2 separate regions of the Mus musculus genome follow, and region 1 is linked to region 2. A link is a contact called in ENCODE Hi-C or POLR2A ChIA-PET data. All regions are on one chromosome and are shown on one strand. The core of a region is the stretch at or near the end of the contact, and the rest is flanking DNA. Distances in the headings are between cores, read along the strand shown. Region 1 holds the start of Ctdspl2 (CTD (carboxy-terminal domain, RNA polymerase II, polypeptide A) small phosphatase like 2). Region 2 holds the start of Shf (Src homology 2 domain containing F).

Region 1 (4,865 bases), core at 612-3,111, 410 kb before region 2:
AATGGATGCATGCTGGTTCTGGTAGGCTATGAACTCTCTACTGATTAGGACCCTGACTGTTTTTCAAACACAACAGAACAGACTCAACTACACATTAGAGGACTTTTGGGATGGGGCCTTGGAATGAACACCCTTGCCTTGAACTCTACTTCTTGGCACCCCTCCTGCCTGATCTCTAAGAGCCAACTGGTAGAGATTAGGGAAGGCACTAGGGACTGTGCCATTGACTTTAGCTAAAACTTTCAGGACTTTCATCTTGGTTGTTTCAGCATGGGCTCTGGGTCCCCACAGGAACTCATAGCTTGGGGGATCACTGCCAGGTACCTGGCGGTACTCCAGGTAATTTTCCTGCACTACATCTCTTATAAACTCCTCAGGCTCGCCAAAGATCAAGTGCTTCTTCCCAGCATATACCCCCACTCCATGCAGAAATTGCCAGACCTCTTGCTCAGTGGCACGGTTACCCTTCATGAAGATCACACCTAGGACAGACATTAGGAGACCTGTCCTAGGCAACCCCCAGTTACTACTCAAACTTCCCTCAGTGGAAAGACCCAGTTTGCCCACCAGCAAATAGGAATGAGTGCTGGGATCAATTTCCTTCAACTCAAGACCAAAGACCAATTCTAGGCGTGCAGAAGTTCTCCTGAGGATCTCAGGGAATTGCTCCTTATACTTCTTGTTAACTACTGCCAGCATTTCACTTCTTGTAACTGCTTCTTTCATCTTAAATTTATCTAGCAGGAATTCTATCAGCACACTAGCCTTCCTCATGATAGGATCTTTCAGTGTGTGCTGAATGGAAGTCCCTGCCTGGGTGCCATCTGAACTTTTTGTATCAGGCAGGACAGTAGCATTTCTACCACCTATACCAGAGCCTGTGCAGGATACACCTGCACCAAAAGATCCAGGGTTTTTCACACCCTGAGGAGCAGAACCACCAGGGAAGCTGGACCCAGCACTCAGGTCAACAGGAGAAGACCCTGCTTCCTCTGCAGTGGGCTGAACTACTTGAACCTCCCTGCGTGACTGCTGTCGTTTAGCACGGGAGCGGCTCTTACTCTTTTGACCCCTAGGCATGTTGACTGTGCTCAGGACTGAAGTAGAAGAGCTGACAGGCAGGAATCAGGACTTCCGAACTCGTGGATCAAGCTCTTTTCTGCAAACCCTAGGATTGTTCTCTTCAGACTGGCGTCCAAGCCTCTCCTGTCTCAATCAGCATTTCTTATAGAATAATGAGATCAGCTTGGAATTTCAGTCAAAAGTGCTATCTAGACCAGTGTTTCTCAACTTGTGGGTTGCAACCCTTAAGAGGTCAAACCACAGGTTGAATAAGATCATGGGAAAACATATTTGCATTCCGATTCATGACACTAGCAAAATTACAGCCATGAAGTAACAACAAAGATAATTTTATGGTTGGTGGGGTCATCATACATGAGGAACTCTATTAAAAGCGTTTCAGCATCAAGAAGATTAAGAATCATCCAGATTCTAGATGGAGCCCACAGTCGTGTGTGAAAACCCATTTGAAAGACTCGAGTTTTAAGCGTACAGGATCACTGCCCACATCGCGAGGAAGGGAAGGGTTAAGAGTCTCCTTCATAGGTCCAAGGGCAACAGGGGCTCCCGCTAGCAAAGTGACCTAGGAAGAGAACCTCGGGGACACTCCGCGAACCTCCGAAAGCACCGGGACCAGGCTGGGTCTGGCCATCGGGAGCGCAAGGCACTGGCTCCCGCTCCAGCGCGCCAAGCCGTTAGCACCGCCCCTTCCCGCCGGCTCCACCCACCGCCGCCTAGTCGCTAACCCTGGCCGCTGGGTGCGCGGCGCGTTCTTAAACCCCGCCTCCCAGGCCAGGGCGCGCTCTCCTTGTCGCCCGGCTCTAGGCGGTTCCGTTAGCGGCGGGAGGGAAAACCGCCCCCGGCGTCCCCGCCTCCGCTGCTAACGCTTTCCTCCCTACTCCCCCTGCGACCACCCCGCAGCCCGCTACGGAGGCCCCCGAAGTACAAACGTCCCCCACGCTCCGAGCCCCATCGGAGGCTGAGTCCAGTCTAACTCCTCGGGCCCTAAGCTCATTTTTTTTTCATTGTTTTTTGTTGTTGTTGTTTCTTGTTTTTCTTTTGGTCAGGAATTCGCTCTGGTGAGTTCCCTAAGGCGGCAGAAACTTCAGCCTCTTCACGGTAGTAAAAGTTGGTTTCCCCTCCCCCGCTGCCGCCCAGGCCTCCCGCATTCCTTCCCTCCCGCCTCTCCGGATCGGGGCGGGCGGGGGAGGAGGGAGCCAGAGCGCCTGCGCAGGGAGGCCGCTTTCCATCCGGGTCCCTGTCCGTGCGGTGCAGCAGGTCGGTAGGCGGGAAATGGCGACTGGCTGAAGGAGCTGGTTCTGTTGCTGCTGAGGGATAAGCGGGAAAGACACCACCTATTGCGCAGTCGGGACCATCGCCGGAGCCCGAAGACACTTTTCTGTCGTCACAGTGAAGGTAATTCCCTTGGTCCAGACGCTGCCGTTGCTCCGAAGCTCAGTCCTCTCTCAGGGCCGTCTGCCGGGATCTCCTCCCCTTCTCTAGCCGAGCCCTCAGCGGTTCCAGCAACGTCCGTAGGCATGCACTGTTGGCGCCTTGTACGTCCACTGTCGTGGAAGCTGCTCTGGCTTGGACTTTCCCCAGGGAACGGCCAGGGAGCTCACTTCCCGCCAGCTTCAGCTCTTAGGCTGCGGCCTGTGTTGTGATTTCTGGGGTTAGATTTCACTTTGCTACCCACCCCCAACCCCATCTCACGTTCCCAGTCTCTGACCCCGTGGACCCGATAGCTAATTAAGTTAGATTGCCTTTTCGAACCTTCTTGTGGGCCCACGTAATGTTTTTGGTATTTCATTCTTGTAGGGTGCATTAGGGGGGCGTTGCTCTCTCTACTTGAGCTCTTACAGACATCCTTTGAGAATCTGGAAAGAGGTTCTTGGAGCTTCTGTCGTTTTCTGTACTGCTAAAATGTTGAGTTGACATTACTACTTTTTAAAGTCAAGTGTGGTAGTAAAAACCAGCGTGTGTAGGAGGCCTCTGATTTCCGTAGTGGTTAGTTAAGGGTGAATCTTAATTCTATTTAGCATGTTGTTTACGTTGGGTAAGTCCGTATGAGTTTACCTTTGCGTTCTTGACCAGGATTCTGTGATAAATAATTGCATAAATAAATAGTGTTTATTTACTTCTCGCCCTAGTGGTAGCTGGATGTGTGAATGACGTTAGGCACTCTCAGAGTACCTCGGAGAAACCTACTGAGATACTGCCAGGAAACTACCCTAAGCTCCTGACATGAGTATTCTTAGATGCTACTCCAAGGCAAGGCAGGGAGTGTTATCTTTCTCATGCTACTAAGACAATACCAAGATTACGGTTACATCCATATACAAATTAGTGCCTTGAAATGATAGGCTTATCTACATGTTTTAGATTGTAGATTGCCTGTTACTTTGATTCATGAAATGCCAAGCTACACATTTGTGTTTGTGGTCCAGCAATTATCTCTATAAAAGCAGTGACATGGCATGTGGAAGCTAGTTTTTACTGGCTTTTGTTTTGATTTTTCTTTTTTTAATAGAGTTTCTCAATTTTTTTTCAATGGTTTGGTCATGTCGAGTTTGGGGCATTATAGGTGTTTTCTCCCCTGGAATAAAACGGAAGATTAAAACATGGCTTATATTACATATTAGTTAATGTTTCTCACTCAGTAGCCTTCTGCTTCATAGGTGCAGCCTAAAGTACTTCACTTGCTGTTCACATGTTAGGATTAAATTTCAGTAATAAGCAGGCACATGCAAACATTATAGTTTTTATTTGAAAGACTTAGCCCAAGGTCATAAAGAAAGTCAAGGTAAACATAGCTCTTATATGAAGTAGATTTAGGAGTGACCTGGGCCTCACTGCTCTTTCCTCACTGCTGCTTGATTTCGGGGTTTGGGGAGTGAAAGTTTAGACAGCCTGAGTCCTTGTTGAGTCATTTCATTTTAAAATGGGACCAATTATGTTACTCAGAAGAATTGGGATAAATTATGTCTGGTGCAGGCTTTCTCTGTGTTTTAACAATGTTTTAGGGGTAGGTTTTTTGATAAAATTTAGTTTATAGGTAGCAGAATCAGTATTGTACTACATTCAACTAGACCCTATATTCTTTTTTTGTTTAATTTTTGTTTTGTGAGACATGATTTTGTGTGTGTGTGTGTGTCACAGCTCTGTACTGGAACTCACTTTGTAGATCAAGGTGGCCTTGAACTCACAGAAATCCAACCTGCCTCTATCTCCAGAGGCCTGGGATTAAAGGCAAGCGCCACCACAGCCAGGCCAGTCCCTATATTCCTAATAGTCTCCTATGCATGATTTGAAAGGATGTGAAAACTGCCAAGTGCTATCTAGTCTTTTTCTCATGTGTGCTATAGTTGTATTGCAATAATAGGATTGTGTAGGAATACTAAATAGGATAGGTATATTTTAGAACATTCAGTTGTGCATAGTGCTGGTGCCTTACAGACATTTCATTTGAACTAGTGGTGCTATTTTTCCCCTGCTGTTAGAAAATTGATGATTGGGGGCTGGTGAGATGGCTCAGTGGGTAAGAGCACCCGACTGCTCTTCCGAAGGTCCAGAGTTCAAATCCCAGCAACCACATGGTGGCTCACAACCATCCGTAACAAGATCTGACTCCCTCTTCTGGTGTGTCTGAAGATAGCTACAGTGTACTTACTTTAATAATAAATAAAATCTTTAAAAAAAAAAAAGAAAATTGATGATTGATAAAGTTTTATCTTTTCCAGATTAATCTAGCCTATTCCAAGGTTGTATTTGATCAGATGGTTTCTTTGTAGGATGATTTGAGC
Region 2 (5,091 bases), core at 2,095-4,594:
GGGCTATAAATTCCTGTAAAAATTTGAGAGCTATGAGCCTTTTCCCATATAAATGAGAAATACACACAGCGTCTGGGTGCTCAAGAGCCCTAGGGTTGCCCCCATGAGCAAAGAATAAGAGACCTGGTTTCAATGTGAGGTGCCTGTTTTATTACCCATGTCAGGTCTCGCCTTCATATTGGCCCAACAGGACACACTGCAGATGTGGTAGGCAACTCAGCCTTCATTTAATCACAGCTTCATCCCTGTTCCCTAATTAGATCATGTTTCTTTCTCCTGTTGAAGCTTAGAGAACAGTGAATGCATGAAGAGGAGGCCCAATACCCTGGACCTTCTGCCAGAGCAGAGCCTGGAAGCGGGACAGGGCCCAGCACCAGAGGGGGTTCTTTGGGGGCCATCTGGCCAGGCCCTAACTGCCGGTTGCAGGGTGTCACTCTTGCTGTTCCCACACCTGCCCTGCCAGGCCTGGCCAGATGGTCAACTCTGAGTCTTTGCCAGTTATATCAGTGGGTTTCAGAGTGGGCTGGCAGCCAGTGAGCCCAGCACAGAAAGGCTCAAGAACCCCCAGGACCTCAGGGCCTTGTCCCGATAACCATTCCCTCTTGCCTCCTCCCTCATCCTATGGCTCCTTGGCATCTCTAGCTCAGCGGGTGGGGGGAGCACTTATACCAGTCCCATCCAACCTCAGGACACTGCCCCCTCGGGTGCTCTGGAACCTCTTTCTGCCAGCCAAGGAGCTCTGCAGAAAAGAGGGGAAGCAGGTACACAGTATAGAAACCACAGCTCTGCGGGAGTGGTGGTCCAGAGGCTGCACTGTACACTCAGTAGGCCCTGCGGGTGTCTGACCACCCGGGTTTGGGGTTAAGAGCTCAGTCAGGTACCTTGTCTGGCTTCGCTTTTCCTCGGGGAATACTCTGGGATCTCTCAAATTCTGTTCCTAGATGGTTGGGAGTTGATTGATTTCTGAATAACGAGGAGCCTAGGTCAGCCCATGGGACAGCTCAGATGCTACATCCTGGATCCTTTTATCACACACACCAAAGAAAGCACAGATTGTGTGGCTCCTGGGAGAGCCTGTCGGATTTCATTCCTGCCTCCATGGCTGGCTGGCAAGAGACTCAGACACTCTTGAGCATCCCCTCCCCCACAGGTCAGAGCGGACCCAACTGAAGCACAGACCAGACAGTCTTGGCAGGAGGGGTCTGAGGGTCTGTGCACAGGGCTACTGCTCCTTCCTTCGAAAAAAAGGAAAGGAAAGCCATGCCTTGGGAAGCCCTGACCCTTAAGCCACCCTGTTAATGGATACGCACCATTTCAGGACACTGGGTCAGACACTTTGGAGACAGAGAACTGACCAAAAAAAAAAAAAAAAAAAAGGATGTTTTCCTGGAGGAGCCCACAGTGTGGTGGGCAGCCTGTTAGGTCATTCTAAGCCACTACAGGAAGGAAAATAGCCAAGGACAGCTTAGACCATGGGCCAACAGCCAGTGGCCAGGGAGGAGGAGACTGGTCCACGGGGAGGACAGGGCCATACCACCGTCTCACCATAACACCAGGGCAATTAGGAAGGAGACTGCAGGCAGCCTGGGAGAAGTGCCCTTGGACCTCCCTCTTCAGCTTAAGCATGATGAGCCGGCATGGTCAGCCATGCTCTATGGCAAGAACCATGGGGGAAATGATTCACACATCTGGGGCTCTTGTTCTGACCCCAACACACCTCTTATCCAGCAAGCCTACCAGGACAGCAATCTTTTGGCGGAAAAAGCCCAATTCTGAAACCTGAGGATTCAGACATTAACTGCTCTCTAATCAGATAAAGATCTCTACTGAGGAGAGATGAGCAAGCCCTGGAGGAATGAGTTCTCAGACATGAGGAAGGCAACAGAGCTGGGGTAGCTCCTACCTCCCATTCAGGGAGACTAAGGATGGCTTTCAGCTGTTTATCATCCAGGACAGGATAAAACTGGAATTAAGAAGGAAGGTAGATGTCCTGAGAGACAAACTATTGGGAGTCTTCCTCCAGGGCCTGCAGATCCAGTCTCTCTCAGAATGGACTGAGAAAGAGGAAAGCCTAGAGAGAGGAGATAATGAATGAACCCCATCACTCGGCCTTAACTGGGCAACAGGTCCTGACCACCGAGTGTCCTCATACTTGGGGGAACACTGGAAGGAGTGCGCCTGTACCCCAGGGGTGAATTTCTTCAGGAAGAGCTGGACATTGCCCATCTTGGCATCCGGAGTACAACAGTCCCCCCCCCCCCCTAATCCCACTGGGAAAGGCAAAGGCCAGCGCTCGCTGTGTTCACGGAAGAATCTTAGTTTTCAGCCCCTTTCTGGGCTTCAGACCTGCAAAGATGCCTGGACTCCAGGACCGGGTGGGAGGTGGGAGGAAGGAGAAGGGGAAGAGGAGGGGGAGAGAAAAGCTTTGTGGAGGGAAGAGTCAAGAGATCAAAGGGCAGAGGAGCTGCTGCTCCGGAGAGGGCACAAAGGCCATAAACCGGCAAAGGGAAGGGAGGGGTGCTTCTCCATGCCCGTTAGAAAAAAGGTTCCAGGATCAGGGTTGGACGGGTTGCAAAGCTGAGGACAGAGCCATTGAGGGAGGTCGTCCCTAGTCCTCGGGCCCTAACAGGAAACAGGGCAGAGTTTGGGGACTCAGATTAGTCGGTGGAGAAGCTAACAAAGGGGTTAAAATTTGAGCCCCCGTGTCAGGGACTAAGCTTATGTCAACTAGAAATACTGACTGCGAAAGGCTGAGTCCCAGCCAAGCCACCTTTGTCCCTCCCTAAATCTCCAGACCTCAGACCACCACCCCTCCTGGACACCCACGCCCGGCGCAGCACTCACCCTGTCGCTGCTGGCAGGGGGTCCGGAGTCCGGAGGGGGTGCTGGGGGGCCGGGGGTCTCGACCCGAATGAGGCGGTGCGGGGGTGAGCCGTGGCGCGGGGGCGGAGTGGGGCCAGGGACCGCAGGGGTGGAAAGGGCGGCGGACGCGGACGGGCCCCCGGAGTAGGGGTCCTCGAAGTCGCGGTCTCGCTGCAGCCGGTAGGCGGCCAGGATGTCCGGGGGCGGCGCAGGGGGCGCGGCCGGGCAGGGAGCTGGGGGGCGGTAGTCGGGCTCTGGGGGGGCGGGTTTGGCGCCCCCTCCACCGCCGCCCCCGCGAAAGCCCAGGTGCTCCCGCAGCCACTTTGCGACTCCACCGCTGCCGCCCCCTCCCGGGCCGGTCCCCGCACCCCCAGCCCCGCGGCGGGATCCCCCAGGGCCGCCCCCCGCGCTGCCCTGCGCCCTCGGCCCCGGGCCGGAGCCCGTAGGAGGAGCTCCGCTCAGTAGCATGGGGCCCTCCCAACTGAGCGAGCAGACCGCGGGCGGCGGGGGCGGGGCGAGAGGGGGCGGAGCTGCGCCGGCGGGAGGGGCGGGGCTCGTCGTCAGTGACACGAGGGGAGGAGCCCGCTGCCTAACGGGGACCCGAGGACTCTGAGAGGAGTAGATGGGATGCGGGAAGCAACTGCGCCGAGGGTGAGTCCTCCACATGTCGTTACCCGTGCTCCTGTGGGGCGCTCTCTAGTCCCATCTGCTCTTTGCACCTCCCAGTTTGTGTCAGACGCGGGAAGATGAGTCCCCAGGCACATCCTGCTCATCCTGATTCCTTTCCCCCAAACCCAAAGACCCAAACATTTTCGAAGACGCTGCTCTTCAGATGCGCCTATTACTGCCCTCACCTTGGGAGTACCGCCTACCTCTTCCTATCCCTTAACTCACACCCAAACCTAGGTTGCCTTTCTATCCAGGCAAACTTCTCACGTGGCATGCAATCAGTTCTCCAGAGACACCCATTGCTCCGATGTTTCCACACCCAACCGCCAGCTTCAAATGCTTACAACCCTCGCACAAACAATCCCCATCCACGCTTACACCGGCCCCCAGCAGGCCCACGCAGCCCTCACAGCTGCCCTGCTTTCTTGTGGAAATCCCTCAAGCTCCACCCTGGGTTTGTCAATCTGTCTGTGACAGAATAGAAACAGACAGATCAATAAATCAAGCGAGAAACAGGTCTAATGTTGTCAATCACCAGCCCCTTACCTTCTCAGGGCTCCGATGATGATGCCTAAGAGCCTGGAATTTTGTCTTAGAAAGGAAGCAGGTTCACCAGAAGTATTGTAGCCCTGAAGGCCAGCATCTCTCCCTCTCCCTCCTCCCCCTTCCTCCCCCTCCCTCCTCCCCTCCCTCTCCCCTCCTTCTCCCCTCACTTCATGGGGTATAATAGAGAAACTAAGAGGTTTACATTCCAGAATATACAGTTTAAAATACTAACTACTGATGCAACGGTGAGCATAGAGATGACAGGTTCCTGAGGATATTGTAGCTAACCCACAGGAGAAGGTCTCCTCACTCACCCAATGGGAGGGGATGGGAAAGGCAATGGACTGCCAACTCCTGGGCCAAGACCACGCCCTTGTCCTATCTTAGAAAGGGTGATAGGGGTTGTTGTCATGCAAATTAAGGGTGATGAGCGATCTGAGCACAGCCCTTGCTCTGTAGTCACCTTGCAGTCAGGCCTCCGCTCAGACTCATGGCAATCCTGTTGCTCAAGCTTTCCCAAGGCAAGTTCTGAGGTTGCAGGTGTGCGCCACCACACTACTGGTATTTGCTTAAAAAATATAAAGTGATTCTGGTGGTGGTGATGGTGGTGGTGGTGGTGGTTTGAATGAGAATGGTCCCCATACGTTTGTTAAGGATTGAGAGGTGTAGCCTGGTTGGAGGAAGTGTGGCTTTGTTGGAGTCACCGAGGGTGGTCTTTGAGGTTTCAAAAGCCCATTACAGGCCTAGTCTCCACCCACCTCCTCTCTACTTGATGCTTGTGGATCGTGATGTAAAGCTCTGAGCTACTTATTTTTCCAGCAACATGCCTGCCTGCCCGCCCGCCTGCCACCCTGCTCTCTGCCATGAAGGTAATGGACTAACCCTCTGAAACTATAAGCAAGTCCGACATTGAATTCTTTCCTTCTATAAGTTGCCTTGGTCTTGATGTCTCCTTATAGCAATAAAGCAGTGACTGACACATGATATACACCCATAATCCTAGTAATTGGGAAG

The links. A loop is a pair of places that touch in the nucleus more often than their neighbours do. ChIA-PET counts read pairs that join two places held with the same protein, here RNA polymerase II (POLR2A).
Region 1: a map of heart shows a loop between it and region 2 (2.6-fold over the local background). The contact joins the promoter of Ctdspl2 here to the promoter of Shf in region 2. A Hi-C loop is called at or near these places in 1 of 37 maps with a recorded cell type or tissue (heart). POLR2A ChIA-PET finds 5 or more read pairs at or near these places in 1 of 5 experiments (embryonic stem cell).

Annotation. Positions count from the first base shown.
Region 1 is chr2:121,954,140-121,959,004 of GRCm38, forward strand. Ctdspl2 (CTD (carboxy-terminal domain, RNA polymerase II, polypeptide A) small phosphatase like 2) reads left to right here and starts at 1,862. Exons shown (of 13, transcript NM_212450.4): 1 at 1,862-2,478. It overlaps Mageb3 (melanoma antigen, family B, 3), which reads right to left and starts at 1,953. Exons shown (of 1, transcript NM_008545.2): 1 at 1-1,953. The coding sequence starts at 1,080. The coding sequence ends at 88.
Region 2 is chr2:122,365,803-122,370,893 of GRCm38, forward strand. It overlaps Shf (Src homology 2 domain containing F), which reads right to left and starts at 3,345. Exons shown (of 7, transcript NM_001374011.1): 1 at 2,845-3,345. The coding sequence starts at 3,330.